3 separate regions of the Homo sapiens genome follow, and regions 1 and 2 are each linked to region 3. A link is an interaction called in ENCODE POLR2A ChIA-PET data of the cell type or tissue named here. Cell type or tissue: CD4-positive, alpha-beta T cell. All regions are shown on one strand. Each heading gives the region's core, and the rest is flanking DNA. Links, peaks and the distances in the headings are about the cores only. Region 1 overlaps HDAC4 (histone deacetylase 4). Region 2 holds the start of MIR2467 (microRNA 2467). Region 3 overlaps HDAC4 (histone deacetylase 4).

Region 1 (10,064 bases), core at 2,772-7,771, 130 kb after region 3:
CATTGATTATTTACCTTCTTTAATTTTTCTTAATAATTTCTTAATAGTTTTATGTTTAGGAGGCTTGCATATATTTGATTAAATATATGTCAAGCCATTTGATGGCTTTGGTTGCTATTGTGAATGGCTTGGTTTTTATAATTTTGAAAAGCAGTCAGTTTTTGACCATTGACTTTGTGTCCAGCAACCCTGTTAAACTCAGATATCCTAATCATTAATAGATTGTTTTGAATTTTCAACATTTAGAATCCTGTCATCTATAAATAATGAGAAGATTGCCTCTTTTCTGATTGGAATACCTTTTATGTCTTTTACTTGCTTATTATATAGAATGGGCTGAGATTGCCAATATAGTATCAAATTGTGGTCCTGATGGCAGGAACATTTGTCTGGTTCCCAGTTTACTGTTAGGTGCCATGTTTTCTGTAGGGGCTTTGTATTTTTTACTCATTTGTCTACTTGTTTTTGACAGGTGCTATTTATCAGATCATGGAAGTTTCCCTTCCATTCCTTGTTTGCTCGGGGTTTCAATATGAATGGATATTGATTTTTGTCAGGTGCTGTTTCAGCATCTTTTGAGATGATTGTATGATTTTTTGGCTTTATGTGGTTAATGAAGTAAAGCATATGGATTTATTTGAATATAAATTCTAACTGGCATTTTTAAAATAACCCCAGTCAACTTGATTGTAATATATTATCTTTTATGTAGTGAAAACTTGGATTTGCTAACATTTTATTTTGTATGATTGCAACTGTGTTCCTGAGGGAGATTGCCAAACAGTTTCCTTTCTCATAATGTCCTCGTCAAGTTTTGGTGTCATGACTGTGCTGGCCTCAGAATGAGTTAAGCATCATTCCTCTCTCCTTTTGTATTCTCTGGCAAAGTTTATTTAACATGGATATTACTTTTTCCATAAATATCTTGTGAAACTTACTGCTAAAGCCATCTTAACCCTAAGATTTCATTTGTGCAAAGGTTTTTGATTACTTATTCAATTTTTAAAATAGTTCCTGGGACATTTTTCCCCCCCGGCTCACTTTAGCTAAGTTGTATTTTTTTAAAAGAAATATATGCCTTTGTTATACATTTTTGTATTTTTGACTTAGTGGTTTTTGGTGTCATGTCCTTTTCTGGTGTTTTTTATGTCTGTCAGACCTTTAATGATGTCCTCTTTTACACTCCAGATATTGGTTGTTTGTGCTTTTTCTCTTTATTGCTGCTGTTTTGTTTTGCTTTTGTTTTTCTTGGTCACTCTCTCCAGAAGTTTATCAGTTATTCTTTTCAAAGACTAGCTTTTGACTTTATGGATGTTGTTTGTTGAATATCGATTTCATTAATTTCTAGTATTTTTATTTCTCTATGTTCTGTTTTCTTAGGGTGTATTGTGGTTTTTGTAGCTTTTTGATATAGATACATAGAGCATTGATTTCAGCTCTGTCTTCTAACATATGCTTATATAGCTATACATTTTCCTCTAAATGCAACTTTATCTGCATCCCACAAGTTTTGATACGTAGTTTGACAATCTTTGTCTTTCAATTAGTTTGGCCCATTTACATTTAATGTAATTATTGATATATTTATGCTTAAATCTATCATTGTACAATATGAATTATAATTATCTCAACTATTCTAATGCACTTGTCTTGCCTTTAGTGTATGTTTTTAGTGATATATATATATATATATATATATATTTTTTTTCACCAGCTTGGTAATCACTATTTTGCTGTTTCTTTACTGATTATCAGTAGGATTTCAACAACTGTCTTTAATCTATCACAGCCTTATCTAAATTAATACTTTTGCCAATTCTGGCAAAGTAAGGGTCTGGGATACTTTAACTCTTAATTTATATACTATTTTGACCTGTATTTAACTCTAAACTTATCTTTAACATCACAAGACATTGTTGTTATTATTTTATATAGTCAAGATTTACTCATAAATTTATCCTTTCCACTTTTATTAATTTCTGCATGTCTGAACTTTCATCTGTGATATTCTTTGTTTACCTTAATGTGGGTCTAATGGTGATGAATTTTCTTTCTGTTCAAAATGTGATTTCAGGTTAATCTTTGAAGGTTATTTTTGCTGAGTATAGAATTCTAGGTTTGTATTTATTTTCTTTCAGCACTTTGAGAATGCCATTCCATTCTCTTCTGACTTCCATTGTTAATCTCCAGAAATGAGCTGTCCATCCTATTGTTCCTTCTTTGGAAATAATCTTTCTTCCCTAGCTATTTTTAAGATTTTGTCTTTGGTTTTTTGAAGTTCTTCTTTAATGTGCTTAACTGTAGTTGCTTTCATTTTAATGTCTTCTTTTTGGGATTTGTAATTCCTAAATCTGTTGTTTTATACTGTTATGAATTCTTAGACCTGATTATTCTCAAACTTCACCTCAACAGATACTGACTTTGCCCCAGTCTCTCCATTTAATCTATCTGGGATTTAGTTATACACCTGTGTTGGATTAGCTTTCAGTATCCCCTAAGTTTCTTAAGTTATTTTTGTGTCTTTGTTTCCTTTTTCTTTTGCCTCAGTGTGGGTATTTTCTTCCAATTTATCATCCACTTCCCTAATTTGTGCTTTACCTGCACAATAATCTGCTGTTAAACTCATCCATTGGATTTTACATTTATTTGGTTTTCAGTTCTAGGATTTTCATTTGGCCCTTTTTCATAGTTTTCCATAGACTTTCTTGATCTTATTTTTTTCTGCACGTAGTGCAGTTATTTTGGAGTCTGACTGGTAACACTCTCTGGCCCTGTGGCAAGGCTTTCCTGCCTGTTGTTTCTCTCATTTTTTTTTTTTTTTTTTTGGTCAGATTGTGTTTATTTCTATGGTTGGATATTTTAGGTTGCATGTCTGACTTTGCACTGTTGTGATGATGGGGGACCTGGGATGGTGACACATTCTTTTCGAGTGGACTTTGTTTTCCTTCTTGCAGTTGACCAGAAGTGGCCAAGTTTCTTAAGCATCTGAATGCAGTCAGGTCTGGAGCTGATTCTGAGTTGGGTTTCAGGCCTTCAAAGGCCTGGTGGATTTCTGGCCATCGTTACTCATAAGGCATATCCCTTTGAGGTCCTACGCACAAGCTCATGAGGTTTATTGGGGTCCTTTAATTTTCCTCAGTTTTTGTGGCCCTATCAAGGGCCTCTTCCGAAACCCACTGTTGAGTCTAGAGAACAGGCTACCCGAGGGTGGGGTCCTGCTCCCCGCGGTCCCTGTTTCTGACCTCGGCCCTGGTGTTCCATGCTGCCCTAGTTGTTCTCTGTGCCTTCACACAGAAGGCTAGGGTGCTTTGTCTAGATCTTCTGACCATTTCCAGTAGGTTTAATTGAATTACCTGAATAAAAATTCTTGAAGTTACATTATTGAAAACACCATGTGCTTGGAGTACTCCAGGTTTCCTAACCTGTTCTTTATACTGTTTATGTTCTTCGTTTTGTCTGGAGTGAAAGGATATGTTAATATTTGGTGTGTTTGGTGATTTGCCTTCATATAATTTTTAGATTGTGAAATTGGCATTTTGCTTTTAATTAATCTGCACTAGATTTGAAGTTTTTCCAAATAGGACATTTTTGTTCATTTGTTTGTATTTGAAATCCTTGTGTTCTAAAAAGAATTAAATAACTATTAAGTAAATTCAGTTTGTAAGTTTATTTTTAATGTAATGAATGTTATAACTAATGCTAAATTAGAATTGGGATATAATCTAAACTGTATTATTATGCCTATATTATGTTGTACATTTTTATAAATATTTGCTATTTCAGACTAGATATATTTTTCCTAAGAGTACATAGCTAATGCACTCTCTGAGTTTTTAGTTTATTCCTCTATTTAGCTATTTCCAAGTTCTTAGTAATTGTTTTTGTCCATAAAACTAACACTTTTATCAATTATCACAGCATTTTACTCTTGAAATAATAAATGCACTTTAAATGTTTTTTCACTTTAACTGGTAGAATTTCAAGGTAGAAGGCCTCTGAGGAGGGTTTATATTCCATTGTAGGTCTAATTTTTGCATCAGGATTTGAAAGTGAGTACCAAATCTGCCTGATGGCCCTGGCTCCTGGCACATTGATTAGATAAGGTGGTGACTTAATCCCCAGGGATTGCCCACAGGGGAGCGCTTCCAGACATGGCTGCAGAGGCCTTGAGGAGACGGGGCGGCATAGGGGAGAGCTTCCAGACATGGCTGCAGAGGCCTTGAGGAGAAGGACCCTGCAGACAGGGCTGCACACACGCACGCCTGGTCTTTGCATGCAGATCCGGGCCCTCTCGGTAGTGGACGGCTGTGCTGTGGGTCTCTGTTCACTCCAGGGTGTTCTGCCAAACTGATCCCAAGTGGAACCCGGCTGGCAGTGTTCTTGCTTCTGAAGCTGCCTAGTGCGTTGCCTGGGTTGAGGACCAGGAGCGCAGCTGAGCCCTCTGGCTTCACGTGTGAGGAATCTGAGTATCTTAGGGGCTCCACGGCCTGCTGGGCGGGGCCCACCCTGTGGGGTTGCTTTCCACTTTAGAAAGCTGCCTTCCGTAGACAATAGCACGCGGTCCCCGTGGGAGCCCTGTGCGCGGGGCTTTGACTTGTCTGGCCTGTGCTGGTGACGCTGCAGTGCAGGAGGCGTGCGTGGGACCCACATCGCGGGTGTGCGCCACGGGCCCAAGCACTGGGGCCTCTGCCTGGGGTCCGGCCTCCCCTCCACGCTTCTGTGGTTCGCCGGTAGCCCAGGGTGTATCCTATGTATTTTTCTTTGGAGTAGGGAAAATAGTTGCTTATCAAAGAATTGAAGTTTAAAATTTAAATATCAGCTGGGTGATTTGTGCCACAACTAACCAACAAATAAGAGTTTTTCAGATTGCTAAAAAGCAGCTTGGTCTAAATTACTTCCTCAGAGTTTACCAGACTCTTCCAATAAAAATACCATCTTGAGGCTCACAGAATATGAAAAGACTTCACTTCAGAAAACATTTTGGATCCGTTTACCAGCCCAAAACAATCCCTGCGCTGCATCCGAAGCGCCGTCCACCCTTAACTGGAGCTCTGGAATGTTCCTGCTCCCCTCTAGCCCCGTCACAGGCGGCCGTCCCGGTGGTTTTCACTGAGGATTTGGGTGGTCAGATTTTATTATTAATAATAAACTGTGTACAGTTGGGTACTTGGCAAGCTTGTGTCGGCTCTGCAGCCCTCAGAGTGTGGTCTTGTGGTGAGGACGCAGGGCCGCAGGCCCCTGTGGTGGACGCCACTCGGGGGCTCTTATGTAAGCGGGGCCCAAGCCGGCGTCTTCCCCCATGAAGGAGGTTCTTGTCTGTGCAGGCTGGAGGAGCAGTGGCGGGCCGGCGCGGGGGACACGAAGCACCGCCAGCATCTAAGCATTTGAAAACACGGTGCACAGCATCTGTTTATTCTCTTGGGTTTTTTTTAAGTGAATTTCTTATTGAGTATCTAATAAATATCATTACACTTATAAACATTTACATTACTTTTAATTTTAAATAATTCTGCACTTTTATTTATTGATACCAAGTAATGCAATTCATTTGACAGAACGGTGGCAGTTTTCATCATGTTTAGCAAGAACACACTGTCTTTAACCAGCTAGGTTTTGATTTAGATTAACGGCACTTGGGAATCTAAGACACGGCTCTTCACATAAGCTCGGGGAAGGAGCAGGGGCAGGCTGGACTCGGCCCGAGCAGTGTGGAGCGAATACAGCCCCGCTTTCTCTCACTGCGGTCCACACGCGCAGCCCTGCAGGGAATGGAGGGAGGTCACTGAGCAAGTCCTTTGCTCTGTGTAAAAATGACGTGAAAGGCTGATCCTGAAAGTCATTAGGTGTCCTTTCCATGAAGTTGTGCCTTCCTCAGAGGCAAGGGGGTGGAGAGAAAAAGGAGCACTTTCAGGCAGAAGCCAAGCAGAACCTGCCACAGCTCTGTCGTCTGGACTCGCCAGGCCCAGGCCACGGCCCTCCGGGAGCACAGCCGTCCCTCCCCGAACACAGCCGTCCCTCCCCACCTGCCCCGCCCCGCCCCACCCAGAGCTGCTGTCCTCCTCTCTCTGCCCCGCTCAGCTGTTGCTCGCTCATTCCTTAGGTCTCGGGTGCACTCTCTGCCCCCTGGTATGGGAAGAACTTGGCCTCTTTTATCCACCGCTTCATCTCTGCTGGCCAGAACGGGCTGGCATCTCATAGAGCCTCTGTAGAAGCCTCCATGCAGGGGATGAGTGATACTCAATGTGAATTAAGAAAAAAAAAAAAAAAGTAAAAGTAAAAATTAGGGAGATCTGCTATCCATTTGTTGAATGGGTTTTTTCATTCTAGAACTTTAAGTGAGAAACCTGTTGACAGATGAGCGTGTGCATAACCAGAAGTGCAGAAACGGGGTGGGGGTCAGAATCAGCCCCTCATTTTGAATACTCTCCTAGTAAAGTCTGAAAGATCAAAAGAAGATTCCTTGGTGGTTAGAAAGGTCATGAATCGAAGACTTACCTTCCTCGTGTTTCCTGCTGGCCAGGCCTATGCTGGGCATGGGTGGGGTGTGAACCCCAGTCATGTCTGCCCCCCACTGCATGGGGCATGAACGCCAGTCATGCCCAGCACCCAGCCCTGCATAGAGGGAGCCAGGCAGGACCCAGGCTTGTGGCCAAGTCACCCTTTGCCACCGAATGGTGTTTGCAGAAGCAGGGAGAGGACGTGGGTCATAAAGTGGGTCCTGTTCCTGGAGTGCGCACCCTCCCCCGTGGAGGGCCAGTGGATCCACAGTAACAGCTGTCCCTGGGAACTGGTGTTTTGAGCAGGTAAGGCTGACTGCACTGAGTTTGGGTCTACTGGAAAGTGTTGAGGGCGTCCTCGTCCCGCACACCGAGAACCTGCTTCTTGTCCTGCTCTGCTGCCTCCACTCAAGGACGGCCATGTAGGGGGACCTGCAGGGCAGTCCCCTCCAACAACTGGCCATCTGGGTCCTCATCCTCACTGTCGCTGTCACCAGCATCATTTTGCGGTTGGACTACTTCCCTGCACTGTCAGCAGCATGGGTAGTACCCAAAAAAATGTTATCCGTGTAAAGGCAAAAAATTGAAGTTACCCATTTCACTTCTTATTTCTTTTATCAGTAAAGTTAAGCTGATTTAACATACTCATTGGCAAATTTGCCTTCTCCTTTTGAAATTCGCCTTCTGTGTTCTCTGCTCACTTATCTTCCCCACCGCCCGGCCTTTCCTTTTATTCCTAGTTGTGGAGGCAGTTTGTATATTTACGAGGTTAACTCTCTGGTTTATGTCTGGGTCTGTTTTTCCAAAGTTAGCAGCCTGTTGCTGATAATCTTTTAGGAATGCCAGTGCTCACATGCCTGGGAATGGTAGAAGCGAATGGTTTCCATAAGTGTGTGATCTTCTGACCAGTCCCCTTACAGACAGACAGTTCAGCTAAAAGTGCTTCTAAGTGATGTTCGAGTCTAACGCCGGGTGCCCTGAAAAAGCATCCCTCCTGTCCCCCCACCGCCACCCTACCTGGGGCAGTGCTCACCGCAGTCACAACTTAGGTGATGAGACATCTTCAGCAGCATGAGCTGGGGGACGTCACAGGCACAGCTTGACTCGGGCAATGACATGATTTTCTCAGACCGACAGAGAGCCCTGAGCCTGAAGCCTCATGCATCACGGTGGCCCTTCCCGGACTCATGCTGGTGGTCGTGTAGTTAATGTCTTTGTGTTTCCCTGGCTTGGCTAGTGCAGGCCCCACCACAGCCTGGGTAGACCCTGTTTCCAGGCGTCTCATTGCTGACTGACCCTTGACCAGACATTAAAGTTCCACCTTAATGTAATGGGAGTGGGGTTCTGCCGTAGGGAACACAGAATGAGCCTAACTAACAAAAACTCCATTTGTGAGTGGCAGCAAAGACATTTGGTATGTGATGAAGGTGGCAAGGAAAAGACATCTTTCTAATGATATTAATCATTTATTAGCAGTTGGTCAGAATATCCATAGAGCCTTATATGCCAAATCCATTTCTGAGCCATCAGAGTGAGTCATGAAAAAATTTAGCAAATAACCAAATGAATGAAAACCCAGCACCAGAACCAAGGATAAAATTAAAATGATGGCTTATTAACCACTGAAAGGAGGAACAATGGCAGAGTTTTAAGGAAAGGGAAAACTCACAAAGGAAAAACTAAAATAGACTTTATAAAAACAAGCATTTGAACATTTTACCCAAATTGTAAAAGGAAACAAGAGGCAGGGTAAATGCACACACACACGGAGCAGCCGAGAGCCACGAACCAGGGCGTCCATGAGACTTGGTAACTGAGCCAACCTCACCTGAGGCGCACCTGGCCGCCTTTGTGTTCTCCATCCACAGTCGGGGGATGAGAATACCTATTTATAGCTCTCATGCGAGGCCGAACCAGGCCAGGGCTGGCATATACTAGGCTCTCGATACAGCCATTATCATAAGAAACCCACGCAACTCCAGTGGATACAAGTATGAAACACACACACACACACAGACCCACAACACCACTGTGCACATCGCCGGAAGATTCTAAGAACACATAAGCCAAGGACATGAATTATCTTGCAAGAGAGGAAATCGGCGCGTGTCCAGTGGTGCTCAGGGGTGCCTCACAGTGATGCCTGCTGGCTTTTGGATTTGGGCAAATGGTGATTTGAGGACCAGCAGGAGGAGCAGCTGCCCCTGCTGCAGGTGGATGGGTGGTTCAGGGGGTCAGCGTGTAGAGAAGTTTCGTTTTTCTTTTTTTCTTTTGAGACAGGGTCTAAACTCGCATTGCGCAGGGTGGAGTGCAGTGGCACAGTCTTGGTTCACTGTAGCCTGGACTTCCCGGGCTCAGGTGATTATCTCACCTCAGCCTCCCAAGTAGCTGGAACTACAGGCACATGCTACCACACTCGGCTAATTTTTGTATTTTTAGTAGAGACAGGGTTTCATCATGTTGTCCAGGCTGGTCTCGAACCCCTGGGGTCAGGCAGTCTGCCCTCCTCAGCCTCCCAAAGTGCTGGGATTCCAGGTGTGAGCCTTCGGGCCTGGCCTATGTGTAGGGATATTTTGGACAGCAATTTACCAAGATGTGCCGAGGGTTAGAATAGTAAGTTTGTTAGATGTAGTCACTTTGCCAAGATGTCCTAAGCAAGTAATTCTAAAGGTAGTCAGTGTTACCCACTCATAAATGTTCACTGCAGCGTGGTTTCTAACAACCAAAACTGTCTCCCAGTCGGGAAGTGGTTTTGTAAACATGCTTCACTCACCTCAAGGTGTGTTTTTGACCATTACAAACGCTATCTGAATATTATGCAACACTAGGAAGATACTTAAGGTGCTGTAAGAAGGATAGAAGTACTGTGTGGTTAGATTGGAGATCTGAGGCGAGCAGCCTCCGTGCTAACAGGCCTTGTGTTCAGGCGGTGAGAGTGGCCTTTTTTGCCAGTTCCCTTTAATGAGGCTTTGAAAAAGAATCACCGCCACGGAAGAAAACCACAGTTTCGACTTCGGTCCCACTTGGTGCAGTCACTCTGCCTGAGTCTGAGCTGCCAAGCTGGGGAGGACAGGCGCTGCCCTTTGATGCTGTTGGAAGCAGAGCCGGCCGTCATGTCGGCGCAGGTGTAGAAGGAAGCACGCCTGCCTGTGAGACTGGCTTTGTCCCTGCGTGATGCATCCATTTGCACAAAGCCTTCTCTCTTAGATTCTGCTTTGCGGTAGCAAGAATGCAACCACCACGCTGCCACTGCCTAATTCAGAGTGTTCTTTTATGTAAGAATATTAAAACTTCCTTCAGAAGTGGGTTTTGTGTTAGCTAACAATAAGTCTTTCGGATGATTAAATCTGCATTTTAAATAGAATGCAATGATGTAAAATCTTGATGGGAAGAAAACCTCTCATTAAAACCCCTCCCGGCCTTGGTTCTTTGAGGAAGCGCTCAGGAGGCCACAGCGTCCTGAAGGTGCATAGCCGTCCCCAGCCCTTCCCTCCCTCTGTGGCCCCGCTGCCCTGCATTGCTGCTGTAGGGCAGAGCCACACTTCACCCCCTGCTATGCTTTCTCCC
Region 2 (10,064 bases), core at 3,054-8,053, 57 kb before region 3:
TATAACCATTACAGCTTTCTTTTGATTAGTTATGTGATATACATTTGTCCATCTTTTAATCTATTTCTATATTTTAAATATAACAAGATAGATTTCTTGTAGGCAGCACATAGCTGGGTGTATAGTGCTTGGGGAAGATTGACTGTACGTTATAAAACACAGAGCCTCCTCTCTCCAAAAGCTTTTTAGTCCCTCCTCACACGATTCCTCTTTATACTCTGGGAAAGTAGGGTCTCGCTTTTTTATCCAGTCTGACAACCCCTGCCCTTTAAATGGGGTGTTGAGACAGTTTGATATGCTCACTGATATAGTTGGGCTTGGCTGTCTCCAGTTCTGCAACTTAGATGCTTTAATTCTTCCTTTTACTGTTCCGTCAAACTGTTTTCACCTTTTTAAAAGGTAAATTTCTATGTTTACTGGACTTTTCATTGATCAGGACTATTATATATATATTTTTAAAACTATGTGATGTTTTTCTTAATGTAATGTTCTCTGTGTAATGTTTTTGTAATGCCTTGGTGATGAAATAGCATAGTTTTGAATAGTCTACTGCAACTTTTCTTTTTTCTAAGATAAGCCCTTGTGTTTTTAGTATACAGTTTTGCAAGAGCGTGAGGTTCTTCCAGAACATTTCTATTATAGTGAAAATGCCTGTGCTCTATTGAATCTGCAGTTGGGAGAAGAATCCGTTTCTAGCTGTCAGCACTATGTTAGGTGAAACCTTGCTAGACACTGGACATTTGGCTAGGAACCGTGCATGTCAGCTTGCCAGAATTATAGCTTTGAGAAGCATAATTGACCAGTATTAAAGTGAACACAGAACAGGGTAGGAGTGAGCACACATAGCCTCTTGGCAGTCCTCAGGTCTGGACTAGAGCTTATTCCTATTTGAAGATAAATAAACAGAAACAAACCTCACCTTTGGACCTGTCAAAAAAAGGGTATCCCAGAATGTATGGAAGAGGGAAATACCCTGAAGTGCAGAAGAATATGCCTCTGAAAATGAAATTAAATCAGGAAAAAATATTTTCAAAAGGCTTTGGCTAGAAGAATACCTGGCTCAACAAAGAGAAGCAGAAGGTGATGTATGAGGAGGGACTAGGCCGAGTGAGAAGATGATGAGATGAGTTTAAAGGGAAGTGGTTGAGAACAAAGAGTTCATGGCTTAGTTAAAATCTGTATTTGAAGCCATAAGGAATAAAATGGATATTGTGGAAAATAGCAGCAGTGAAGTGAAGAACATACTTGAGAGGCTGCCTGGGAATGCAGAATAAACAACAGATGTGTCACCGGTGAAAGAGGCCAGATCTGATGGGGAGACTTCAGCCAAATAGCATAGGAACTCTGAAGAAGCCAGAACAAGTTTAACAAAAATAATAATCAGTGACATAATTGAAGAACATTTTCCTGAGCAGAAAGAAGACCTATATTTGTTGAAAGAGTCATGTTTTGAACAAAATAAAAGACTCTTACTTATGTATCTTCTGACAACGTTTTTGAATTTTAAGATTCAAGAAAAAAATGCCAGTAGATTCCAGGCAGAAGAAAATGGTAACAACCACAACATCAAGACTCGGCCCCCAAAGTTTTACCTGGAAAGAAGCTGTAATTGAGCTGGACTTAAACTTCCCTACAATGTTGAGGGGGGAATGACATCCAAAAATTTTGAGGGGGGCATATTTGTGATCTAAGATTTTTATACCCAGCTGAGATGTGTTTTTTTGTGTGAAGGATACTGTCATCTGAGATTTGTGAGGGTTTGAAAAATATGCCATCTACATTCCCTTCAAGAAAATGTCTCTTTCTGACCAAGAGATGAATAAACATTCTGACCCTGAAGACAAATAAGTCATTGTCATTCCTAAGGAGATAACCAGATACAGAACAACAGTCATGAAGATATTAATCAGAGTTGTAGATACAATGAACATAAAGTTGGAAAGCATCTAGATAGCCAGCCTTGGGGGCGGGGGTGATTCTTTACATGATGAACTGGTTAGAGTTCTTTGGTTATAAGCAATTGGCAAAAAAAAAAAAAAAAAAAAAAAAAAAATTTCTAGACTAATTAAATCAAGAAAAGGAATTGGTCACACTTTTAAAGAAAGATGAACACAGAAGCCTCTGAAAGCACTTGAGCTGGGATCAGCCAGGGACTCTCAGTGGTAGGAGTGCTGAGACTTGTCTCTTTTGGGTTCATCTAGTGACTGATCTATTGAAGAGGCAGGCCTTGGAAAGAGAACTTGATGAGCTCAGCTGGTGCCACATGCCACTCTTTGGCCCGACACTTCCCTGGGAGCAGCAGGCTCATCCGAAGCTCCTGAAGTGGGGCGGGGCAGCTGTCTATCCACACATGGAATAGGAAACAGCCCTTCAAAACGAAGCTTACCAGGTATTGTTAATGCCATTGGAAAATGCCTGGCTGTAATATCAGCACAGAGAACGTGATAGACAGCTGTATCACTAGAGGTTCGTATGGGCAAAAGGCAAAGAAAAACAACGGCAAGGAAGCATGTCAGAATGTTACCAAGGGCTTGTCTGTGTGTGATGGCATCATGGATGACTTTTTAAATACTTAACCTGTGATGCGCATGTATTGCTTTTATAAGCAGAAAATGAAAACCTGAGAAAATGGTCATTATGAAGACAGAAACATGAGGGAACTATTTTAGGTTATCATGTTACGTGAGGAATGCGGACTTTAGAATTAAATTCTGTGATTACACAGACATTGTGACTACGAATGTCTATGGATCCAGGCTGATGCAAGCGTGCAGTAATGACATTTTGTGGTGGGAATGTGCTGAAAGTGATTTTTCTTTTAAAACATTTTATTTCATATTTATTTCATAAGCTAATATGACAGAATAAATTTATATTAGTTGGAAGATACTCTGCTTCCTTTCAAAAGCCTAATGTTGGAGAAACTTCTGGAAGGGGTAAGGAAGGTGTCTCTAGATCAGATATTTTGAACCAGGGGATGATATTATCCCCCAGAGGACCTTTGGCACTCCCTGGAGACATTCTTGGTTGTCATGACCTGGAAGATGCTGCTGGCATCTGGTGTGTGGAGGCCCAGGATCCTGCTAAATATCTTATAATGTGTATGGCAGCCCTACACCCCAACACCTAAATACGCAAACCAAAATCCCAGTGGTACTGAGGCTGAGAAACCCTGCTCTCTGGAGACATTTTTACATGTCTGTGATTTACTAACAAAAATCCCACTGCTCGTATTTGTAGAAATGATTCCGTCGAACTGTTCTATCAGTCCTTGGTCAGAACAAGGATAAAGAAGGAAGTTGGTGGGGCGTGGTGGCTCAAGCCTGTAATCCCAGCACTTTGGGAGGCTGAGGTGGGTGGATCACTTGAGGTCAGGAGTTTGAGACCAGCCTGGGCCAACATGGCAAAACCCCGTTTCTACTAAAAATACAAAAATTAGCTGTGCCTGGTGGCATGCACCTGTGTTCCCAGCTACTCGGGAGGCTGAGGCAGGAGAATTGCTCGAACCCAGGGTTGCAGGGGTGGTGGAGGTTGCAGTGAGCCCAGATCGTGCCACCACACTCCAGCCTGGGCGATAGAGCAAGATTCTGTCTCCAAAAAAAAAGAGGAAGTCATCATTTCCCTAGTTGGATGTTGTTTTCCAGATCGGAACTTCCATGTTGTAACTCCAGTCTCTTTTCTCCTTCTGACCTTGCAGGTTCATCTGCAGAAGCCAGCGGACGCCTCTGTTCAACTTGTGGGTTACCTGGCTCATGAGACCTTGCCGGCGAGGCTCGGCGCTTGAACGTCTGTGACCCAGCCCTCACCGTCCCGGTACTTGTATGTGTTGGTGGGAGTTTGGAGCTCGTTGGAGCTATCGTTTCCGTGGAAATTTTGAGCCATTTCGAATCACTTAAAGGAGTGGACATTGCTAGCAATGAGCTCCCAAAGCCATCCAGGTAAGGCCGGGTCATTTCTTCTCTGGGCACACAGCGGGGCTTTCTTTGCCCAAAGTAGAAGTTCTTGTGACTGCAGCTTGCTTTCTGGATTTGAGACTTTTGTTTTTCTTGATAGTGGTCACTGTTGGTTTTTGACAGCACAAAGTGCAAAATGGATGGTTTATTCTTCCTCTTGGTGAAAGAAGAATGATAAAACCTGGGAGGATGTGGAGTCAAGTCTGCGACCCCGGTTTGCAGGCTGACTTGAGAGGCACACAGGTTTCCTCGATGCTTTTTGACAAGGGTGATGTTGAAAGGTCAGGTTGTGATGTGGAGAGCTGGTTTCTTGCCCAGTGTCTTTGTTGTTTCATGAGGGGTTGTGTGAGGGGTGGGAGTGCTCCTCCAACTGGGCGTCTGGGCTGTCTGGGAAGAAGCTCATGTTCCCACTGAGGTCGTGGCCACAGTTGCTCCTGGTGTTTGAGGGCCTCTGTGAGGGGCTGCACTAAGCATTTTACAAGCATTTAGTACAGCCCCAGATCATCTCAGGCCTGGAGGGAAGAAGTAATTTGCCTGAGGTCACAGAGCTGGTAGGTGGGGGACCCACATGATTGGGAAGCAAGCTTGTCCTGCTCTGAGCTTCAGAAGCATGTCATGGGCCCATCCATTTACGACTTCACACTTTCTGTCCTTGGAAAGTCACCGAGAGCGTGCACCATAATGAAACCTCGAGGCCTGCCGCCGACCTGCCTGAGTGTGGGGCTCCTGCAGAGCCAGTCCTGTGCTGCCCAGCTTCCTGCCACTTCCAGCGCACCGTGGCCTTCAAGGGCACTTAGCCATCGACTTCTGTCTTGCGTCCACATGAGAGAGAAGACGGTGGCCACTGGACAGACGCTTGGACAGGCACCTGAGGCTCTGTTAGCCTTGGCTCTGGGTCCTGCTCCTTAGAGCAGAGGCAGAGAGGCTCAGGGTCTGTCTGGGTCACTCTCTTTGAGATTGCCGGAACGCTTACACACATCTTTCCCTGGGTGGAATCGTCTTTGTCTGAAAATTCCAGAGGGCAAGATTCCAGGTTTTTTTAGATATGAAAGTTTTATTGAGTTAAATTGTTTATGTATTGACTGATGTAAAGAAATGGTTTATGATCATTCCAAGACAAAATTAAGCGCTATGGCTCAAAGTGTCTAAATAGACATTGAATGGAGCTGGCTCTCTCCCTCCTACACTGGGCTGCTGTTGGGTGAGAGTGTATCTTTTTTCTGTGTCTAAACATAGTGTGATGTGTGTGAGCATTTTCATAGAGTATAATTCTATAGGCAGGGCCCTGTGTTTTACATTCTGTCCATTTTAATGTGTTATAAGCATCTTTTGGTATCAGTATGTGTGCAAATATAACTTGCTCTTTTGATACCTTGCGAATGGATATTTATGTGGTTGTAGCAGTGTTTATACCAATTCCAAATTGGCATCAAACAATTATTATACATATATTTTGTAAACTTCTAAGTATCACTACTAGACAAATTCCAGGAAGTGGAAGCTGGGTCAGTGAGCCCGTGCACTTAAAACATCATTAGGTTGACTGTCAAATTGCTCCAGAAGCCTCGTTCCAACTGATCTTCCTAATTCCAGTGTAAGAGGATGCATATTTTTCATTTGTGCTGTACCAGCACTGGGTAGGTTCAGTCTCTCTCATTTTTGTCAGTGTGCTATGGGAAAATTATTGTTTGAGTACACTTGATTATTTTAATGGGGGTGCATATTTTTGTATGACTTGGTGTACACATAATCATAATTTGTACATGCTCTGCAGGCATTTGAAGAGAAAGTATGCTCTTAGGATTTTGTTTCAGTCTAAAGACGTCTGTATGTATGTATCAATATTGTATTTAAAGTTCTCGGCCGGGCGCAGAGGCCCACAGCTGTAATCCCAGCACTTCGGAAGGTCAGGGTGGGCAGATCACAAGGTCAAGAGATTGAGACCATTCTGACCAACATAGTGAAACCCCATCTCTACTAAAAATACAAAAATTAGCTGGGCGTGGTGGCGTGTGCCTGTAGTCCCAGCTACCCAGGAGGCTCAGGCAGGATAATCGCTTGAACCTGGGAGGCAGAGGTTGCAGTGAGCTGAGATTGCGCCACTGTACTTCAGCCTGGCGACAGAGCAAGACTCCGTCTCAAAAAAAAAAGTTCTCTCATTTATATATATTTTATTTATATATAGGAGGATATGTATCCTTTCTTTATATGTTGTTTTAATTATATATTAACTCAGTTGAGTTATTTAAATCAGTATAGCTTTACTTATTTTTTTCTGTCTGCTCGATTTCTTGGAAAAGTGTATTTTTCTACTGTGATTATAGTCTTATAATATTCTTTTTACATTAATAACCATTTTTTGCTTTATATAGTTCAGTGTTTTTTTTTAAAGCTTAAAAATTAATGACTGTTCTTTTGGTAGATCAGGTCTCTTATCAAAATATAATATATTTCTCTTTGTTTAATGTTTCTTTGACCGAGAGCTTATAGTGTTTCATGAGGTATTTCTACCCTTGGTTTCTTTTGGCTAACAAATATTTCTCCATCCGCTTGTCTCTAACCTTTTCAGGCCGGGTTCTTTGAGGCTCAGCTCTGGAAACCGCGGGGTGCTGGGTTTGTTTGGCCTTTTCTGTGGGAATTTCAGCCGCTGCGGTTCAGTTTGATCACCGGCCTGCCCGGGCCTGTCCTGCCCATGTGAGTTGGGTTGTGTGCGCCTTATTGCCACCCACGACCTCTCCATTCTCTCTCTCAGTGGGTTGGAGGCTGAAGACAGGCCGCACTGGTGAGGGCAGGGCTGCCCCTTGGCCCAGCCCATTCTCTGCTCTCCATCTGTGCAGGGGGTACAGCTGAGGTGGTTTGCCTGGGGCCTGAAGTCTGCTGGCTGCCTCCTCTGCCCTGTCCGCTGTCATCTTTCCCTGCCGTGTCTGCCCTTCCGCCCGGAGGTCCCTTGGGAGGCAGGACCCCTTGTGCCCAACACGTGCATACCACCACCTGCACACACTGGCTGGTGGCCCAGCGGCCTCTGCCCACGTCTCAGGCGGGGGATGGGGCTTGCCCAGAACCGTGCCCTCCCTCCTGGGCGAGGCCCACTCGCTTGTGTGCCTTCCCAAGCAGCTCCATCCCCAGAGATCTCTAGTTTCGGGAAGTTCCTCTGTGTTTCTTGTCAGCTGATGCACCTGTCCGTCCGCTCCCAGGCATTGCTGGAAGTGCTTTCCAATCCTGCTTTTCATCATTTTAGTGGGTTTTGGGAGGAAGAGAAATCATTAATACTAAAGGATTCAGTTTGCTCTCTTGAGCGGGAAATTTCTAGGTGTGTCAGAGCACAGCCACGGAACCGCTGTCCCTTTTCCTTGAGCCGAGGAGCCGAGTCCTGGCAACGTGGTGTTCGGGGCCTACCTGGCTGCACCTCCCCTCCCTCCGTGTGTCTCTCGTGCCGTCCTCTGCTAGCTGGCCCTGTCCTTCGCCCTGCCCACCCGGCTCACTCTTGCCTGCCTGGCTCACCCTTGCCTGCCCATCTGGCATGGGGGCCCTGCTCCTGTGTGGCCTGGTGTGGGTGCCCGTGCCGCCCTCACTCCCTGGGCAGGCCGGGCTGGGGGAGTCCAGCCGCCCATGGGCCCCCTCTCACATTTGTCATGTGACTTGGCTTTGCCCTGCTGATGAAGTGCCCTTCTAGTGCAGTGTGTGTGGCTTTCCTCTCCTGTGTTCTGTGAAAGTCCTCTGCTGCTGGGTGAGTTTTGTGTTACGGTTTTATTGCTGTTCCCGCTGAACTTTGCCAGAGCCAGGCCCTGGTTCTCTGACGTCAAAGCTGCTTAACTGTTGGGATTTTATTGCTCTAAAGAACGATTTCTAATGATGTGAGCGGCCTGAGGGAAGAACCTGGATTGACTTAGCCTGGAAGGGCTCTCCTTTGAAAGGAGGCCCTGGAGCCTTACGCCCCTTGCCCGGCCAGCCCTCCACACCCTCCCTGAGGGGATGCGCTGTGGCAGGGCAGGATGCGTTTGTCAGGACACAGAGCCTCTGCCTTGAAGCCAGAGTCCCTGGCATGAAACCGGGAGTGTGGACGGAAAGCCCACGGGGGCCTGCTGGCAGGACAAGCTACGCCTCCTTTTTTTTCTCCCATTCCCTTGTTTTCCTCCAAGGACAGTTCTCCAAGTAACTGTCCTTGTCTTTCCTTGTGGTTAAGGGCTTAGGATACTGGTGACTTGACTGGCCAGCAGGAAAGGCAGACGTTGTTACTTGGCCACCCACTTAACACTACCCCGTCCCTCCAGTGTCATTTACTTTCCCTTCCGGAATGTTCGTGCCTAGAGAAAGTCTTGCCCAGAAAAGTTCTCAGTGTCAAGGAGCCCCGCAGTGGATTTGCTGGGACGTGGATTTGCTGGGACGTGTCTGTGGTCAGCGGGATGGTGCTCTCGATAGGAAGCAGTGCATTTGCTGGGACGTGGATTTGCTGGGACGTGTCTGTGGTCAGCGGGATGGTGCTCTCGATAGGAAGCAGTGCATTTGCTGGGACGTGGATTTGCTGGGACGTGTCTGTGGTCACCGGGATGATGCTCTCGATAGGAAGCAGTGGATTTGCTGGGACGTGTCTGTGGTCACCGGGATGATGCTCTCGATAGGAAGCAGTGGATTTGCTGGGACGTGTCTGTGGTCACCGGGATGATGCTCTCGATAGGAAGCAGTGCATTTGCTGGGACGTGGATTTGCTGGGACGTGTCTATGGTCACCGGGATGATGCTCTCGATAGGAAGCTGGTTGAGCAGGCAGTGGTCGGTAACTTGAGCATCCTCTCGCTCCTGGAATCTTGGTGCGAGGTACGGATAATGTTTAGTTCAAAACAAAATAAGTGGCCGGGTGCGGTGGCTCAAACCTGTAATCCTCGTGCTTTGAGAGGCCGAGGTGGGCAGATCATTTGAGGTCAGGAGTTCGCGATCAGCCTGGTCAGCATGGTCAAACCCCGTCTCTACTAAAAACACAAAAATTAGCCAGGCGTGGTGGCACGCGCCTGTAGTCCCAGCTACTCGGGAGGCTGAGGCAGGAGAATCGCTTGAATCCGGGAGGTGAGGTTGCAGTGAGCCGAGATGGTGCCACTGCACTGTAGCCTGGCCGACAGAGCAAGACTGTTGTCTCAAAACAAAAAAAAAGGATTTTGTGGGAAACGTGTGTAACTTAAGATCAGTGTGTTCATTTGGGCCATTCTATGATTTCTTAATATTCTGTTCAGTCTGAGCTACCCCCATCCACATAAAAGCAGCTAAAAAGTCTCTGTCCACAATGACTTGGTGATGAGTGAGTTCATGGTAATACAGTTGCTTCAGACCACTGTTGAGTGTTAACCCTGTGAGTCCAGGGAGAAGGCTCTCCTCTGGGATTGCTTCCAGTCCTCATGTTCTGCTCTAACTTTATTTGATCTTGAATCTGTTTATTTTAACTATTGTGGCCGCCAAGATTATTATATTTTAATATAGAAATGATCCATAAAGATGCATTTTTATGGCATTTAAATAATGCTCTGCAGTGGTTGAATGTCTCAGGAATACCACAAAGTGTCTGTGTGTATGTGTGTGTTAGAGTGTGTGTTAGGGTGTGTGTTTTAGACAGGTTGTATGTGTGTGAATCAGGGTGTATGTGTGTTAGGGTGTGTGCGTGTGATGGGGTGTGTGTTTTAGACAGGGTGTGTGTGTTAGGGTGCGTGTGTGTGTTTTAGACACAATGTGTATGTGTTAGGGTGTGTGTGTGTTTTAGACAGGGTGTGTGTGTGAGAGACAGGGTGTGTGTGTTAGGGTGTGTGTGTTTTAGATAGGGTGTGTGTGAGACAGGGTGTGTGTGTTAGGTGGTGTGTGTGTGTTTTAGACAGGGTGTGTGTGTGTGAGACGGTGTATGTGTTAGGGTGTGTGTTTAGACAGGGTGTGTGTGTCAGGGTGTGTTTTAGAGCGTGTGTGTTAGGGTATGTGTGTGTTAGGGTGTGTGTTTTAGACAGTGTGTGTGTTTTAGACTGTATTAAGATATGGGTGTGTGTTTTAGACAGAGTGTGTGTGTGTTAAGGTGTGTATGTGTGTTTTAGACAGGTGTGTGTGTTATGGTCTGTGTGTGTGTGTGTGTGTGTGAAGG
Region 3 (10,064 bases), core at 2,387-7,386:
ATGGCATGAACCCGGGAGGCGGAGCTTGCAGTGAGCCGAGATGGCGCCACCGCACTCCAGCCTGGGCGACAGAGTGACTGCATCTCAAAAAAAAAAAAAAAAAAAAAAAAATAGGCTATGGCCATGAAGGGTTGCTTCCGGATTCAGTACATTTAGGAGGAAATAATGTTGTTCATCATATGACACAGTTAAGTCTCCGAGAGATAATTAAATGAAAATCATTCTAAAATGTTTGATTAAATGCCTTTCTAGCCTAGCCCCTGTAGGTGGAGTGTCATGATTTCCACGTTGTTGGGTGCTGGATAAATGATTTAGCCACAGTCTCACGGCTCTGTAAAGAGTGGCAGGCTGTTCCTATCACTGCTGATCCTGTGTGTGCTGTGCACCGGATGTGGGTGGAATGAGGCTGCAGGGGCACCTGCATCCCCAGTGGCTATGATGACTAAATGAGGAGGCCCCTGTAGAGTGCACAGCGTTCACCCAGTGACAGTGTGATTGTAATAGCTGGGGTTGCTGGGACCCTAGAGTATCCACGGTGTGCATGCACTTGAACTTCAGGATACCCTGTTTCCCTCTGAGGTGCAAGAGCTCTGGCGATTCCGGATCCCTACTGTGTGTCAGGTTCTGGAAGCATCTTCTCTCATCTCCACGTGATGCCCAGGGGCTCCCCCAGCTTCTGGAAGCCACCGCTTGTCCAGGGCACCAGCCCAGTCTGTCGTCAAGCCTGGATTTGATCTTAGGTCTGGCTGCTTCCGGAATACCGAGACGGGCCTCTGCTGTTCCCTGAGCTTGCTGTCAGCAAATGTTTGGTGAGGAGAATTATTTGGTTTGGAATTTCTTGTTTATGTTTTAGTCCATTAATTTTTTTTATCCTGTGAAATATTTTAGCAACCCTAAAGACCCATGACACACAGGTATCTCTTCAATATTGTGCTAATTCCTGCCTTTTTTTGGTGTCTTCTCATCTCAGCATCAGTAGTGGTGGCCATGTAGGGACAGAGGCACTTAGCAGCCGCGGCACCGGGAATAATGATTTGACTTGGGGGCCCTGTGGAAGAGGCACATGTTGCCGCTTGAATTCTAAGAACACTATTTACCTTTCTGTTTTGAAAGTTCACTTTCACTTTCAAGGTCTCAATTTTCTCAAAAGTTCTAAAGTGATAAACATAGTCTTTCTAAGATTTTCTTTTTGCATTTGTGGCCTTCGTTGTGGCACAGCCCTGTGTCAGGTGGGGCTGAGCCCAGAGGGTGCTGAGGGGATGGGGCTCATGGTGACAGCGTGGTGCAATCCCGAGGCAAGTCCTTGGCACTGTGATGGGCGCTACCATTGGGGCCTGGCATCCCCAGGCCTCATTAGCCAGCAGTGACCACAGGTGATGCACAGGCGTTCTCATGTCCTGCTTTGGATTCCCTCCGTTAAGGAAACCGCAGCACAGCACCGCTCCACAGTAGCTCATAGCCGGGCAGCCAGGGAGCCGCAGAGTCTGGACTTGACCTCTGCAACCCCGTCTCAACCCTATGCTGTCACACCAGTGTCTGAGTTAAATGGCAATGCAAAGCTCTGGGTCCCATCTTCTAGCGGGGACCTTTGTGGCTTGCCCACAGGTTGGTGGCACGGATCGCTGCTCTCTGGGACAGCATGGGACCCTTTCTGGAGCGAAGTCCACTTCAGAGACCCTGGGTTGCTGTCTGACAGAGCTGTGGGCCTGCCTCATCCTGCGGCCAAGGTTTGGGTGAGCGCTGGCTGCTCGTGGGAAGGTTGGGGGCTCAGGCACCTTTGTGATTGCCTTGTCTTCAGTCTCCACTTCTGTCAGAGCTTACAAAGAGCAGCACATGGGGTCCAGAGGCTTCTGGGGAGCCACCCGTGCCCCTGACCCAAGGATGCATAGGCCAGCCCTTGTAGGAAGCAGCATAAGACTTAATTCCTTTTTTTTTTTTTTTTTTTTTACATGAAAACAAACAGAAATGGGAGTTTTATTTGTTCCCTGCAGCCCCACGAACATCTTTTGGAGCCATCTGGAGAGCTGATCACTTCTTTGGCGGGGACAATCAAATATTGAATGTTGAGGGAAATTAGGGCAAATGGCTCCAGGACTGTCCACTTTTGACAGACCTGGTGAGTGAGTTTAATCATTAATCATTAATCCACGCTTTCTAAATATATCTGCCCCGAAGAATCTCCCGGGCGGAGGTGAAAGTCCTGGTTCCCATGCTCCCTTGACCTGACTGAAGCACAGCTCCGGGGCCCGACAGTGGACAGGCACCCCATTTCATCCCTGTCTGGGGACACATTTAAGCAGTGCTGCCTCGGTTTGTTATTTAGTGACTTATTTTCAAGGAAAAAGATCCAGAAATGATTAGATAAATGCGAAGTCCTAAAAAAGAAAACAGCGCAGTTTCTCTTAAATGCCGGCCAGCATTGTGACCCTGATCTGCTGAGGCCTTGGAAGGTAGTTGAGGCTGCAGGAAATGTCACGGGGTGACCTTTAGAATTAGAGTGTCAGCACTCAGCTGGCTGCCTGCATCTGAAAAAGGAGCCATTGTAGCCAGTGAAATGGGGAAAAACCAGAAAACCAGCTGGGCCAGGGCGCTGCAGGACTGGCCATGACCGCCCTGTGCCACTGTCTGCAGAGACCCTGGTCCAGGCGGGTATTGGCCTCCTTCTGGGCAGAGTGCTGGTGTCCACGCCCAGGGCACACATACAGCTAAGCACATCCTCTGTGTGCGTGCATGTGTGCATACCTGCATATGTGCGTGTGTGTGTGTGCTTTGAGAGTGGTGGCTTTCTGATTGAACAAGCAGAGTGCTCAAGGACACGGCTCCAGGTCAGCCTGTGCAGGCTCCAGTTTGGTGCTCCCCTTTTCTTGCTGGATTAACTTTGGACCATCCCTGAGCCTCTTTGTGCCTCAGTGTCCTCATGTAAAATGGGCGTGATAGCATCCTCAGCTCTCTGCTGCTTCTGTGAAGATGAAGAGTCCCTCTGTAGATGCGCCCATTGCCTGGTAGCTCTAATTACTGGCTCTTCCTTCAGCACCCTGTAAGAAGCTGTTGCAAATGAAGTGTGAGTTGGTGACAGAGCAGTGAAGAGGCTGAGAAAGACAATGAAGGGCTCTGGGGGCACTTGTGATGTGGTTTGGAGAGACAGCTGCCCTAGAACTCACACAGGTGGCCCACTTCTTTGGTCTGTTTGTGCAAAAGTCATTGGTAGTGATTTTGTTGGTGGTGGTGGTTTTGGTGAGGATGTCCATTTAAGAAATAAAATGAAACTGAACGGGAATGGTAAACGAGACACAAAACAGAATGAAAAGCCTCCCAGAGGCTGAGCTTGAAAGGAAACAGCAAATTACAAAGTGAGAATGCCAAGAGCTTTCTCCTTTAACAAACCAGGGTGCATTGTTCTCCTTTCTAATGATAAGGGAGGACCTGTTTGCTCTGGGAAGTTTTAGAAAGGACAAAGGCGTATGAAGGAGAGAGTCTCTGACTCCTAGTCCTGTCACCCTGGGTTCAGCTGTGAACATTTTCATGTGTTTCCTTCCGGCTCCCATCTTGTCTCATTCTCGTTGGTTTTTATGTAACCAGCTTTTGGATGAATAAAAATCTGCTCTTTTGCTTTTCACCCTTGCCAGTTTACTATAATCATCTTTTTTTTTTTTTTTTTTTTTTTTTTTGAGACGGAGTCTTGCTCTGTCACCCAGGCTGGAGTGCAGGGGCGCGATCTCGGCTCACTGCAAGCTCCGCCTCCCGGGTTCACGCCATTCTCCTGCCTCAGCCTCCCAAGTAGCTGGGACTACAGGCGCCCGCCACTACGCCTGGCTAATTTTTTGTATTTTTAGTAGAGACGGGGTTTCACCGTTATAGCCGGGATGGTCTCGATCTCCTGACCTCGTGATCCGCCCGCCTCGGCCTCCCAAAGTGCTGGGATTACAGGCGTGAGCCACCGCGCCCGGCCTATAATCATCTTTTCACATTATTAAAAAACCCTTAGCAGCTGTTCCCTAGCACTAAAAGTCTTATCAGACGGGCGTTGTCCCGAAGCCGTTGGACAGTCTCTCCCGGGCCTCCCACACACCCACCCCCTTAGTCAGAGCAGAGGCCTAGCTTCTGTGGCCCTCTGTCCTGTCCTGAGAGCGCACAGTCCTGACCTGGATGGTGCTCACATGACCCTGAGGGAGGAGTGGCATCGCCCCATTTTACAGATGAGGAAGCTGAGACGCTGAGCTCCTGGCCTGGGTGGGCTGTGCTGCCTCCGAGGCCTCCGAGGCAGGCCCACCTGCTCCCCTTCCTTCCAACTCCCTGTTCTGGAGCCAGCTCTGCTTGCTATCCTGAGCCTCAGCCATGAGGAATTCTGGGGTGCCCACAAATACATCTGTGTGTGCCCCAGCTGTTCCCACTACTGTTGTCCCTTCCCAGAAAGAGAGAGCCCCACCTACTCAGAAGCCTAGGTCTAACAGAGCTCTTCCCTCCTTTCCACCTTCAACGGGGACTTAGTTTCTGAAACACAGTGGCGCGACCTCCTTGCAGTCTCTTTCTCTTTTTTTTCATCTCTGCCCTGGGAGCCAGGTAGGCTCCAGACTCCCTATCAGCCTATCCACAGCTTTCAGAACCTTTCCAAAGTGCAGATCTGATCAGTCAGGCCTCTGCCAAGGCCCATCAGGAGCTCCCAGTGTCCACGTCCTCACGGCGAACAGCTTCCCTGAGTGTTCTGTGCCCAGGTTCAGAAGGGGCTGCCCCTGCCTGGTGATTGCGGTCCTTGTCTGAGTCACTGGGAGTTGATAGAGGTGGATCATGGGGCACTTCTGTTTTAGCGTAAATGTGACGCCTCAGCGACCCTGCACTGCACGGAGCATCCATGAGCTTTCTGCCCAACCTGTGAGAATGAGCTGCTCTTCCTCCCATAGGCAGCAGAGGGTGGGCTGGGAGACGATGGGCGGGTATTTGTGTGGCCCAGTTCTCTCTAGAAATGTCTCTGTTAAATTAACAAATGGCAAGTTAGTAAATTGCAAGTGGATGATTTAAAGTCCTCCTGTTACTTTTAGAGTTCTAGGGCCCTAACAGGTGCTTAGCAAATACTTGTTAAATGTTTTCCCACTAGAAAGGTTTTGTAAGGAGGAAGGAGGCTGGCGTTCTCGCCGTCAGGTTTTTATGCCATCCGCTGAGTGCAGGTATTTTGGGAGCACGTAAACTGTATGTCCAGGTGATACAGGTTAGCCTCCCAGTATAGGGTGCAGTGGACCCAAAACAGGAAAACCACGTGGCCAGGCACAGCAGCTAGAAGCGCATCAGCTGGAGAGAGCCCAGAGATGCCCTGTGCGTAGCCACTGCAGGAAGCCTGGAGGTGCCCTGTGCGTTGGTCTGGGGATCCCTGTGTCCATAAGCAGGTGGGCCTCGGGCTCCTGCTCTCAGCTTCTGCCTGGCTCTTGACCCCTTAACTACCTCATGGTAGCAAGAATGTGACCTTTCTCCCACGCTCCTTTGCTGCTCTCCGCCCTTGTTAATGTTCCGCCCCTGCTGGGGTAGATTGTATCCCCCTTTGATTGTGGAGGGTAGGGCCCTTCTCAAATAGGGTTTTCTGGGACCCTGCGGTTTTGCAAGGTGTTTGCAGTTATTCACCATAAAAACCGAGGGCAGGGGACAGGCCCTGGTCAAACCCCTTTGGGGGAAGCTCAGAGAAATTCAGAAGGCAACTGCTACATTCAAGCTCTGGGAAGCTCCCGAGTAGAGAAGCCAGCTGGGATCTGTCGAGAAGAGACTTGTCCAGTTTATTATTTCAGGGAATTTGTATCCCATGGACACAAATTCCTCACGGGATGCCCTTTGGGAAACGCCTTGTGAGGACTGACCCAGCTGGAGCAGGTACCTGGGAAGGAAAGTCATTTCCAAGGGATTCTGGGCTACCTGGGAGCTGGCCGCTGGCCTCACACCTGAACCTGAAGGCCAGGTGGGTGGTCTCATTTCATGTCTATAGGGACATTCAGCTGTTATTTTTTTAAGTAAAACTGTATCTAATGGAGCTTGCTATTTATTGAGTGATAACTTCAAATCGGAAATGTTCTTTTTCCCACTGAAAGGCCTGAGCAAGGTTTTGCTCTTAGTGCTGTTGCATACCTGTTTCCACCCAGCTTTTAGTCTCTTGTAATTTCTGTTTGGGTATTAAAAGGACGGTCTAGGTCCACGTGAGAGACCTGGTGAAAGAGAGCCTCCTTGGCTTCTGGTAATGAACTTCCATCACCCCCCTTCCAAACAAAGAAACAAAAAAGAAACAGTATCCTCTCGACCCAGCCTCCCGCCTTAGTCTGCTAGTTCATGACACTGGATCATGCCTTATTTGACCTGACCCATTACTTGGCTCGAGTTCCCAGATAGGATATATTGACTTGCTTTTCTGGAAGTAAAGAGATGCATTTTAGATGTGGGTTGGTGGGTCTGTATTTTCTGGGCCCTGCCAAGTATGCCCACAGGGGTACTGGTTTCTCGCTGGAGTGGTGGGGTCACTGCCAGCCCTTCAGATTTGTTTGGCTCTGTGCTCCAGATGGACAGCGGGGCTCAGCCTCCACTGCCCATCTCAGTGCAGAAGCTCTCCAGGGTCTTTCTGTCACACATCTAACAAACAGCCAGTGCTAGAAAGGGGTTTATCCTCGAACGCAGAGAGCAGTGAGTGAGGGCATCTTGTCTTCTGCCGTACCAGGTGAAGGTGACCTCAGGGTCCCCTGGGACTGCTTCTGCAGGTGCTCTGGGAGCCAGCGCATTGCAGCACCTGCCCGGCTGGGAGTCCCCAGCCACACTGACAAAACACCGGAACACTTGGGGCCCCACCTACCATCCTGGCCGTCCCCTTGCCTGCCTTGCCACGATGGGCAAGCACAGCCCCTGGCGTGGCCGTCCTGAGCTGGGCTGTGCGCGCAGCCCCTGGTGTGGCCGCCCTGAGCTGGGCTGAGCTGGGCCGAGCTGGGCCGTGCGCGCAGCCCCTGGCGTGGCTGTCCTGAGCTGGGCTGTGTGCACACACCAGCATCCTGCCCCATCAGTTGCTGTGCTGCAGACAAAGGAGGGATCCACTGGAGCGGGAACTCTTGCAAACAAAGGTTCTATTTTCATGCAAATGTAATCGGCGGCTCCCGGGGAGAAGGCCCAGCTAGCTGGGACTCTTGAGCTTAGGCCCCTTTTCTAGAAGGCGATGGTGGACACTGGAAATCTTCTTTATGATATCTGTGTGGACTTAGAAGAACCAAATAAGAAGCTCTTACATAGATATTGCCCTTCCCCCGACCTGCCAGCTAGGGCTGTAAGTAGAAATTAACCTAAATTAGGAAGATAATTGTCCCTGTGTTAATTGTAGGTTGTCTTTTAAAGCTGTTTTCATTCTCCAGGCCTGAGCAGCAGGCTGGCTTCGGGCCCTACCGTGGGTTGCTGCGCATTGACACCCATGAAAACCAAAGTTCCAGAGGGGCGACCTAGCGGCCTTCCTGCTTTCCAGAGCTCCAGGGTCTCTAGATGATGACGTTTCTTTGAAAATCCCACTGCAGCTCTTCCTGTGTGCCCTCAGGCCCCCCGCCACCCAGGGGACCCCTCTTTGAGGGCGATCAGGCTCTCAGCCCAGGCCATGTAAACAAACACCGGCTATTTTCAGCAAGCCTGTGGTGTCGCAGCTGGCCTGGCAAGGCCCATCCCCGTGTGCACTTGGCCCTGGCCAGCCCGGGCCAGCCCTGGCAGGCGAGCCATGCCTTGGAACGTTCTTACCCGCCATGCTTTTCAGTTTTGTCATAACACCCCCTGGCACTCGACGGCAGCGTCCCAGTCAAAAGGGGGCTGAACAAGGACCCCAGGGACTATTGTATTTGGGGTTTTCTTTGTTGGGAACTTGGATTTCTGTTTGAAAGTGCTTGGTAAAACCTGCCGTCCTCCCTGTCCCGGGCACGCACCAGCAGGTGGAGGCAGGCGCTGCCTTCTGAACGGCTCTTTCCTTTTGTCCTCGGTTTTCTTGAGGCCTGGCTCACTTATTCCATTAGTCATGATTGGATAAAGCTTTTAAAGAAAAATCCCCACCCCTTGCCTTACTGTGCCACGAAAAATTCCTGAGTGAATGAGCGAAGCCACCCACTTGATAGGAGCCCTGGAGGCTGCCTTTCACATGGACTTTCAGGTGGGCCAGGCCCTGTATAGAACCCCGGCCCTCCCCATAGTGCCCTAGAAACACACTAAACACGGGAGCGTGTGTGGTGTGTGTGTGAGTGCGTGCGCGTGTGTGCGTACGTGAGTGCGTATGTGAGTGTGTGCGTGCGTGTGTGTGCATGCGCGTGCGAACTGAATGCATGCGTGCGCGCATGTGTGGTTGTGTGTGCGTACATGTGTGTACGTGACTGCTTGTGCGCACGTGCCTGTGTGTGTGTGTGTGTGTGCCTACTCCCATTTCAGGAGCTTGCCCTGCCTGTTTGATTTTTCTAAAGATTGACACTCTAAATCCCCTTTCTCTCCAAAACTCTCTTGGGGTGATATGGAAGACTCCTAGGGTCTCCAGTTTTACCATATTCTCCCTAGTCCACACAGAAGGTGTCCTTCAGCCACATAAAATGGGCCACTCATTGGTGCTGGACATCCTCACGCCATTGGTGCTGGTGTCCCCATGTCGCTGGTGCTTCATGTCACGTGCCGTTGGTTCTGGGTGTCCCCACAGCCTGGCCTTAGGGTGCTCTGTTTCTTTATAGTTAAGGAATTAGCTCAGCTGACAGGGAACTAGGTAAGAGTAAAGTCTGATAACATGGAAAATGTTAGTGCACATTTGAAAAAAAATAAATTTAGTAAAAATGTTGATATATTTTAAGTTTGAATGACAAGACTTGAGTGAATTTTTCCTGGTTAATGTTGTGTCTTTTGATTAAGCCATTTCAATGGAGTGTACATTTATATTAACTCTTGATGCCTTTTTTATTTGCCGTAATTGGATTAGAAAATAAGATCTTTTCTGTAGTTGATAGAACTTTGTTAATTTTATTCTCTCATTTGTTTTCCTTAACTCAAAAATGGTGAGTAAAGATCACGATGCTGTTTTAAAATTTAGGAAGTGGTGAACCATCAAGAGGATAAGGTTAGGTGTAATTTGAAGGATGATTATGAAGTGAGGGTTTATGCAGATTTGTGCACCAGTGTGTACAGTAGGGAAACGGAGGGTTATAACCAGGGGCATTCTCAGAGTTTGGGCAGGATCAGGCAGCGGGCAGAGCTCTGGTGCCCCATCAGGCGGGGACTTTGGGGGGTGCTCTCTGCTCTCCGTGGGCTCCCACATCAGATGAGCCAGGTGGCTGGGAGGGGCCCTGCGTGCCCAACACAGTGGCTGAGGGGCTGCTGCTCCTGCCCTGTGATGTGTGCTCTCTCCCCAGCCTGGATTTCCAGAAGAAAAGACCTCTGCTCCTCCTGTCTTTTTATTCTTTATTGGCCTGGTGCTGGGCACTTAGTTGGAGTTCAGTAAAGGTTTAGTGAGTGAAGAAGGAAAAAATGTTACTTAGAAGTGTTTTACTCGACTTCCTTGATCTGGAAACACACACACATATTGTAACATAAGAAAAGTTATATGCAAAAACAGTTCTTAAATGACACCTCGACTAAGACAAAACACAGACCTTTTCTTTTGTGGTTAGTGCTTTTTCGTATTTCATTTAAAAACAAAACAACCACCAAAAAACCTTCCCTACCTCAAGGCCATAAAGATAACCTTGTATATTTTCTCTTAAGGCCTTTGACGTTTTGTCTTTCATACTTAAGCCTTTGGTTTTTGTGTGGGGTGCAGGGTGGGGATCAGTTTCATTTTCTTTTCTCATTTTGAGAACCATAATGTTTGACACTTTACACCCTTTCTCTGGGATAGCTGTGCGGCCAGCTCATCCTCCAAGTTCAATCTGTTTTGGACCCTCCCTGTGCTCAGCTGCTCCAGAGCCTGTCCTGGGGCCAGCAGGGCACTGTCTCCTTGACAGGCGCTGCAGCCGCACTCCCCTGTCTCAGCCCCCTCCCTGCAATTGTCCCAGCTCCTCCTAAGCTGTGACTTGTCTAGAGACAAGTTCCTTTAAAAAGCCTAG

The links. ChIA-PET counts read pairs that join two places held together with the same protein. Peaks named below come from ENCODE experiments on the same cell type or tissue, not always from the same donor. Only the 100,000 strongest peaks of a DNase experiment are listed, where the experiment ranks them.
Region 1: POLR2A ChIA-PET joins it to region 3 with 5 read pairs; 2 of 35 experiments call an interaction of 5 or more read pairs at or near these places.
Region 2: POLR2A ChIA-PET joins it to region 3 with 8 read pairs; 5 of 35 experiments call an interaction of 5 or more read pairs at or near these places.

Annotation. Positions count from the first base shown.
Region 1 is chr2:239,163,931-239,173,994 of GRCh38, reverse strand. All of the region lies in intron 5 of HDAC4 (histone deacetylase 4), which reads left to right. Among named protein-coding and RNA genes, the nearest start is that of HDAC4-AS2, 25 kb to the left of the region's middle. In CD4-positive, alpha-beta T cell, for the core only: no CTCF peak of the experiment used is centred there; no DNase peak of the experiment used is centred there.
Region 2 is chr2:239,346,552-239,356,615 of GRCh38, reverse strand. It overlaps HDAC4 (histone deacetylase 4), which reads left to right. Exons shown (of 27, transcript NM_001378414.1): 2 at 3,698-3,938. The coding sequence starts at 3,917. MIR2467 (microRNA 2467) reads left to right here and starts at 4,812; the gene lies at 4,812-4,892. RefSeq lists a silencer at 3,956-4,149. In CD4-positive, alpha-beta T cell, for the core only: no CTCF peak of the experiment used is centred there; no DNase peak of the experiment used is centred there.
Region 3 is chr2:239,288,911-239,298,974 of GRCh38, reverse strand. The region is part of intron 2 of HDAC4 (histone deacetylase 4); the gene reads left to right. Among named protein-coding and RNA genes, the nearest start is that of MIR4269, 12 kb to the left of the region's middle. RefSeq lists enhancers at 2,216-2,831, 2,832-3,448, 6,724-7,255, 7,256-7,785 and a silencer at 4,758-4,817. In CD4-positive, alpha-beta T cell, for the core only: no CTCF peak of the experiment used is centred there; DNase peaks (open chromatin) are centred at 3,104 and 4,794; H3K4me3 peaks cover 1,633 bases; H3K27ac peaks cover 1,240 bases.